Regions from separate parts of the Homo sapiens genome. Here region 1 is linked to region 2. A link is a contact called in ENCODE Hi-C or POLR2A ChIA-PET data. All regions are on one chromosome and are shown on one strand. The core of a region is the stretch at or near the end of the contact, and the rest is flanking DNA. Distances in the headings are between cores, read along the strand shown.

Region 1 (3,692 bases), core at 177-2,676, 69 kb after region 2:
ATGCCTCGACCTCCCGAGTAGCTGGGATTACAGGCACCCACCACCATGCCTGGCTAACTTCTTGTATTTTAGTAGAGACGGGGTTTCACCGTGTTGCCCAGGCTGGTCTCAAACTCCTGAGCTCAGGCAGTCCACCTGCCTCAGCCTCCCAAAGTGCTAGGATTACAGGTATAAGCCACCACGCCTGAACAGGTGCTTCTTCAGTTGGTATGGTAGAATTTGTCTTTGTGAATTCAGGCTCAGAACAAGGCTTAGAAATCAAGGTGCTCACTCTGGGATGACAATGGGAAAATCCCATACTCCAGAAATTCATCCCCTCACCAGTGGTAGGTAGAGAGTTATAGGTTAATATAAGGAAGAATTTTCCATAGAAGTGGGGGTGAAATATGGAGACTCCATGAAGCCATCTAAGAGCTGATAACAGAATATGGGAACAACTTTATAAAAGCATACAAGTTCCTATAGCCAAAAAAAAAAAAAAAAAAAATGGTGGGGGAGGGGCCCGGGCGCTGTGGCTCATGCCTGTAATCCCAGCACTTTGGGAGGCAGAGGCGGGCAGATCATGAGGTCAGGAATTCGAGACCACCCTGGCCAGTATGGTGAAACCCTATCTCTACTAAAAATACAAAAATTAGCTGGGCATGGTGGCGGGTGCCTGTAATTCCAGTTACTCTGGAGGCTGAAGCAGAAGAATCACTTGAACCTGGGAGGCCGAGGTTGCAGTGAGCTGAGATCACGCCACTGCACTCCAGCCTGGGCGAAAGAGCAAGACTCTGTCTCAAAAAACAAAACAAAACAAAAAAACCCTCTATTATTCAAGTTATTTGGTAATTTTGCCAAATAAGCAATTTAGCCAATATGAGCATCACCATGTAACCAAAGTCCCCAACCCCTTTATGTAAAAATGATGGGTTTCTGAAGGTCTGAATGGGACTCATATGGATTTTTTTATCTGAATCTTGAAGTTCTAGAATTAAAGGCACCCCTTAAAGCTTCAAAGAAGTAAACTTATAAGCTATGAAAGGAAATGCCATTCTCTAAAAGATAATATGATGTTTGCAGCTTTGAGAATATTTATCACAAGTTGAATTTCTATGTTGAATTATTGCAAGTGACTTGTGGATGTGGATATTTAAAAATACTCATTGGAGAGTCCCCCCCCAACCATCCTATAACACCATTGTCAGAAACAGGACAAGGAGCTATAGAGACTGTTGTTCCCTTCGCCTTTGTGTATTTTGTCTATTTTCAGTAACAGGGAAATTCCCAAGAGGAGCCAGTTTAGGACGGAGAATGAATGCAAATGACTTTTTAGTGGGAAAAGCATCCTTTGTGCTCATCTAGTCACCATCTTAGAGATGAGGAAGGTATCTGTGTTAGTTTGTAAGCGTTGTCCTGATGTCTCTGGGGAGCAGCCAACAGGAAGCTGCAGAGACTAAACCACAGCAAAAGCAAGAGGTTAGGAGGTGTAGATGCTAGTGGTTGCCTTCATAGAAATATGTTGTATTTTTAATCAGTTGATTGTTCTTCCCTGAAGAAGCCACAGGGAAAATATCTCCTTTGCCTGGAGCATGGTGAAAGTCTGGGTGAGGGAGTGGCATTGTCCAGCGAATGTGGCTGATGGCATGTCCATCAGGGAATTTCAAATGGGACATAGTCCTGAATGGAGGACACAAAGTTATTTGTTTACAGTCGTGTAAAGTCTGTTTTCTACAGTTTTTATTTCTATGAGAATGTATCACACAAACCCCCCACCCCACTGCATTGAGATGAAGAGAAACTTCCTATCTTTTAAATGTTTTTTTGAAACAATGACTATTTGGACACCATATAAAGGATGGGGAATCTGACGGTGAGTAGGAGGGTATCAGAGAAAACTTCCTGCAGGAGAGGATGTCTTACTGAGTTTTAAAGGATAAATAGAAGTTTAATAGAGGAACAGGGAGAAGGGACCTGAAGTTTATGCAGATGAAAGACATGTGGAAAGACACATGAAGATGCGGAAGATGAGAGAACATGGGGAAATACAGGTCATGCGGGTGTGACGGGTGTGGAGGATGAAAGATTGGGAGTGGCTGGAGAGGAGAGTTTCAGGGGAAGAGGGGATGATACCAAAGCCAGAGAAACCAGTTTGTAGGCTCAGATGTAGTTCAGGCAAGAAATAATGGGCCTCTGAACTAGAGTGACCTTGAGTAGAAAGGAGGAGGGGAGGGGGCAGATAAGAGAAAGAATAAGAAAAGAATTAACTGCTCCAGTGACTGGTTGGATGTAGGAGTAAGGGAGGAGGAGTGGTCACAGGTGACTCCTGAGGTTTCAGGCTGGGCGACTGGGTTGATGGTGCTGCCTTTCACCAAGGTTAGAAATACTGGGAGGGCAGCAAGTCTGGGTACCTGGCTTTTGAATGTCTGTGGGACCTGGCAGTGTCCATCTGGTCAGATCTGTGAACTGGTAGTTCTTTGGCAGACTGATGGTAACTGAAAATGTTCAGTCCTGATCTTTTCACCAGGCTGACTGTGTAGATCAAAAAGAAGCCCCAGAATGGAAGTTACCACCATTTAGGGGAGAGGAGCTCAAACAGGAGGCTTTGAAGAAAGTGTGGAAAAGATGTGGGAAGAAATTGAGGAGAGGGTATGTTAAAGAACCAATGGATAGTTTCAAGGTCGGGAGGGCTAACAGCATCAGAAAAGAAGGGTTAGGATTTAATGCTGGATTCTTTCTTGTCTTACATTATTTGTTCTATGTGCACCAGTCTTTGCAGTTAAAGCCCAGATTCCTTAAGCACAAGGACTGCATGTTTTTTGTTGTTGTTGTTGTTGTTGTTTTTGAGATGGGGTCTCACTGTGTCACTCAGGCTGGATAGCAGTGGCAGACTCACAGCTCACTGCAGCCTTGACCTCCTAGGCTTGAGCGATCGTCCTGCCTCAGCCTCCCAAGTAGCCAGGACTACAGGCATGCACCACTATGCCTGGCTAATTTTTTAAATTTTTTGTAGAGGAGATGGGGTCTTGCCATGTTGCCCAGGCTGATCTTGAACTCCTGGGCTCAAGCGATCCACCCACCTCGGCCTCCCAGAATGCTAGGATTACAGGAGTGAGCCACCATGCCTGGCCGCGTGTTGTATTTATAAAGCATCTAGACTGGTGCTAAGCCTATGGCAAGTACCCTTCATATTTTTTGGTCAACTGGTCAGCCTTATTCTGCCTCCATATTTATACTCTGCAAAGGTGTCAAATGGGTTTAGGAATGATCTCCTTACCTTTAATGTTTATGGTCTTGAATATGCCCATTATTATAAAGGCCCAGCATGCTGTACATGGTTTCACAGGCAGCTGACCTGAGATTTTAGTGTTAAAAAATTCATCCAGCACACCTGATCCAGAGTAAAGCCTAACATTCTACCTGCCCATGGCTGTGGCTTTGTAACTATCAGGAGGCATCATGCTAGCAGTCATTGACTGTCATTAAAGTGGAATCTAATTATCTATATAATCTTATGCTCTTCAGCGTTAAGTCCACTAAAATTATATCAGGAAACTGAGTTCTGTGGTTTGAATGTTGTTGTTTCCCCAAACTTACATTGAAACTTAATCCCCTAAAGGCAGTATTGAGAGAGTGGCCTTTAAGAGGTGATTGGGTGATGCAGGCTTTATCCTCATGAATGGATTAATTCATTCATGGATTAATGGGTTAAT
Region 2 (3,732 bases), core at 224-2,723:
GGTTCTAGTCTTACTACCCTGAACAGAAACTCTTCAGTCCTCCCAAAGGCCATGGTAGGAAGTGGATATTGCAGCCATGTTCACCCCCACCCACTCCCTCGCTGACAACCTGGACCCTGGAGCAGGCTGTCAAAATCAGAGGGAAGTTCCAGATAGAACCCGGGCTGCTTTACCGCCTAGGGCTTTCTGGACAGCGCTACTTCAGATCAGTTACTTTTTTTTCTTTCTTTCTAAATAGCCGGCCGAATGCTCTTTTTCCAGTTCTGGCTAAGCTGTTAGCTGCAGCCGGGCGGCGACGCCTGCCAGGTACCTGGCTCCGTGAGCACCGCCCAAACTGGTCAGGCCAGTCCGTCCTGTGGCTGTTTCTGCCAGGACTCGCCCGAGTGTGTGTGTGCGCGTGTATGTCAGAGACCCACCCTGCTCCCCTGCAACCGAGGTAGGTGGAAGGCAGTTGCAGGCACCAGCCTGGCAGTCAGGCCAGATGGGTGGGGCTGAATTAATCTAACCTGGAATTTCAACTTGGCCTGCACAACAGGTGAGGGAAAAAAGCAGCAGAGAGAACGGGCAGTTTGGCAACTTGGAAATATTCCTGAGCCCTGCCCCTTACCCCCTGCCTGGAACGTAGCCCAGGGTGACTCTTCAAAGTGTCTGCGCCGGGTTTTAGGGCTTAGTCGCCCCACGGCCCCCTCGAGGCTGTCCGAGGCCCTCCTGAACGCTGTCCTCCTCAGTTACCCTCCGCGACGCGCCCGTTCCCCCTCCTCTGGGAGGCAGGGCGGGGGTATCGGATTAGTCTTTGTTTTCGACGCGAAAGAATCGAGCGCGGCGCGGGGGAGGCTGGTGATGGCAGGGCCGTGGGGTCCACCTGGACAGGGCATTCGGCCGTGACCCCTGCGAGGGTGCCCTTAGCCTCTGCCCCCGAGCAACCCCTTCTTGCCGGCCAGGCTGACTCGGTACGCAAACGCGCGATGTCCCCCATTGTCCTGCCTCGGAATGAGCCAGCGGCAGCTGGGACAGGGGGGTCAGTCGGGCCCGGCGCTCAGGCCTCCCGGGGGCGCCGGGGCTGTCCCGGACAGATCTGGCCCGCAGGGAGTGGCAGGAAGTGGGGACACCGAGCGAGGCTCGGCCGAGGGCCTAGGCTGGAAGGTCCGCGTGCCCCACCCCGCCTCGCCGGCCCCGGCTGCAGCCCCGCCGGAGGGCGAGGGTGGCCAACCCGAAGGGGGCGGCCGCCTCCCGGGAGGGCCGACCGCGTGGGTGGGAGCCACTGCAGGTGCAGAGAAGCGGCGGCCGGGCCGGAGCCTGCCCCAAGCCGCTCGCAGGCCGCCCACCCGACCCCTCCCCTCCGCGGGAACCACCCCCCTCTCGCCCGGCCCGGGGCCCGGCCGGGCCGGCGGGGCTCGGCGGGGCCGCACGTGTGCGCCCTCCCGGGCGGGGGAGTCCCCGGGCGAGCACGTGCCGCGGTGCGCGGGGGGCGGGGAGTCCCGCGGACGCCTTCATTGCTGCTGCTGCTGCCGCCGCGGCCGCCGCTGCCTCTTCCTTCCTCCTGCGCCGTCCCCTCCTCGGCCCGGGCGGGGGGCTCCGCGCGCTGAGCTCGGTCGGGCCGGGCGCTCCGGGAGGCGGGAGCCCCAGGCGGCGGCGGCGGCGGCCGCGACGGTGGTGGCGGCGGCGGCGCGGGCCGGGAAACTTTGCCCCTTTGTGCGCTCCGCCCCGGAGGCGGCGGGCAGGTCGGTGCAGTCGGTGCCTTTCCGGCTCCGGAGTGGGGGAGGGGCGGCGGGAGGCGCGGGGGGCCCGGCCCGGGGGAGGGGGAGGGGACGGCCCGGATCCGGCGGGGGGCCGCTCCTCCGGTGCGGGGGGCCGGACTGGGGTGCTGCGGGGCGCTGTGCGGCTGAGCCGGGCGGGGGTGGCGGGGCGGGGGCGGGGGCTGCGAAGCCGCCGGAGCGGAGTGGCGGAGGCCCCAGAACAAAGGAGCCCGAGCGGCGGCGCGCGCGCGGCCCGGCCCGCGGCTCGAGCGCGCCCCCCTCCCCGCGCCCCTCGGCGGCGCGGGCCGCCCTCCCCAGTCGGGCTGGCGGGCTGCGCTCCGGCGGCGGGCGCGGCGGGCGCGGGCTGCCCAGGGCGCGCCCCCACCTCCAGGCGGCTTCCGTGCCGGGGGCGCCGGGGCAGTCCCGCCGAGCGAGGCTCTCAGCAAACTTTATTTTGAAAGCTCAGCTCCCTAGGGAGGGCCCGGCGGCCTCCAGCCAGGGCGTGTGGGGGAATTTTGGTGAAACTCTCACCAGCCCGTGGGGGTGGGGAAGAGGGCAACTTTCTTAGAAATCTCACCTTGATCACCCCCTTGAATCCAGGGCCCCCAGCAGCCCTCAGGCCCGAGGCCGCCTCCCTCAGACAGGGAGCGGGTGCTGGGTGCGTCCTGCCTGAGGTTCTGGGCAGGACCTCAATTGAGCAAGCCCCATCTCTTCCCCCATTTTCTCTTCCCAGAAACAGGAAGAAGTGACACGTGAAAGTTGTCCCTGAGCCCCGAGTGATGCGCTTCCCCTTTCTGTCTTTTTCAGGCAGCACTGCCTTCTCCAGCGTCCAGACCCTGGAGGAAAAATACCAGGAGAAACTGCTCACTCAGCTCTGCCCCCACCACACCCCTACCTGCTCAACTCATGCCTGGGTCCAGGGTGGGTGAGGGTGAAGAACCCACCGGGCCAAGATGATCCCTTTTCTGAGGGCTGCTGCTGGTGTCCTCCCCCAGATCCTGGGCCCCAGCAGGTGGGAGAGTGGCCCCCTACGGAGTCCGATCAGACTGCTGCAGAGGAGGTGAAGAGGGGTTGAGAAGAGGCATCCATCCACGAGACTGAAGCCACTTGCCTTCACCCTTGTAGACTCTTGACTGTTCTAGGCGAGAAGGACCTGTTGGTGGCCTTTGGAGGTGGCAGGAAACGACTGTGGTTCTGCCCCAGCACCTATGACCCCACCTCTGGCAGCATCATGAGCCAGTTTCAGGTGCCCCTGGCCGTCCAGCCGGACCTGCCAGGCCTTTATGACTTCCCTCAGCGCCAGGTGATGGTAGGGAGCTTCCCGGGGTCTGGGCTCTCCATGGCTGGGAGTGAGTCCCAACTCCGAGGGGGTGGAGATGGTCGAAAGAAACGGAAACGGTGTGGTACTTGTGAGCCCTGCCGGCGGCTGGAAAACTGTGGCGCTTGCACTAGCTGTACCAACCGCCGCACGCACCAGATCTGCAAACTGCGAAAATGTGAGGTGCTGAAGAAAAAAGTAGGGCTTCTCAAGGAGGTAAGCCGGCCCTTGCTGGGCTACCCTGTTCCTTCCTCGAGGGCACGGTGATCACGGGGGTCTTGTTCAAGCAAGGCTCGTCCAGTTGAGTCCATTCTCTCATTTCTGATCCTCTTGGTCCAACTTTAAGTAGGAGTGTAACTGACATGTTTGGACTCCTTTGCAGGGCTGACAATTTGTATGAGTAACTGGGTAGAAGGGGGATCTGAGCTAGCACCCTCATCTCTGATGTTTGCATTTGAGGCGGGACTGTGATGTCTACCTTTACCTCTAGAAGTTTCTTGTCCTGCTGCTTGAAGCCTCAGATGTTGTATTTCAAGCTCATGCTAATGCTTGGATGACTTGGTCAGTGAGGGTGTAAGATAAGAGATGGAGGCTGATGGATTTGGAGACAAAGTTTTGGATTGACAGGGTGGTTTTATGATGCCCTGATGGAGTGGGATGTTTCTTTCATCGTTTTTC

The links. A loop is a pair of places that touch in the nucleus more often than their neighbours do. ChIA-PET counts read pairs that join two places held with the same protein, here RNA polymerase II (POLR2A). Pooled maps may share reads with other maps.
Region 1: a map of naive thymus-derived CD4-positive, alpha-beta T cell shows a loop between it and region 2 (2.3-fold over the local background). The contact joins the enhancer-like site here to the promoter of TET3 in region 2. A Hi-C loop is called at or near these places in 3 of 168 maps with a recorded cell type or tissue (CD4-positive, alpha-beta T cell, PC-9 and naive thymus-derived CD4-positive, alpha-beta T cell) and 2 of 50 pooled maps. POLR2A ChIA-PET finds 5 or more read pairs at or near these places in 10 of 52 experiments (B cell, BJ, CD4-positive, alpha-beta T cell and 7 more).

What each region holds. Positions count from the first base shown.
Region 1 is chr2:74,052,090-74,055,781 of GRCh38, forward strand. All of the region lies in intron 4 of TET3 (tet methylcytosine dioxygenase 3), which reads left to right. Among named protein-coding and RNA genes, the nearest start is that of TET3, 69 kb to the left of the region's middle. RefSeq lists enhancers at 1-116, 117-616. Within about 2 kb of position 1,427, at least 4 of the 41 ENCODE cell types and tissues checked have a DNase peak (open chromatin) inside an H3K27ac peak, as active enhancers do; they include B cell and CD4-positive, alpha-beta T cell, where a contact is called at or near this core.
Region 2 is chr2:73,983,437-73,987,168 of GRCh38, forward strand. It overlaps TET3 (tet methylcytosine dioxygenase 3), which reads left to right and starts at 1,474. Exons shown (of 12, transcript NM_001287491.2): 1 at 1,474-1,721; 2 at 2,544-3,270. The coding sequence starts at 2,968. RefSeq lists enhancers at 1-773, 2,667-2,896 and silencers at 947-1,636, 1,395-1,593, 2,017-2,186.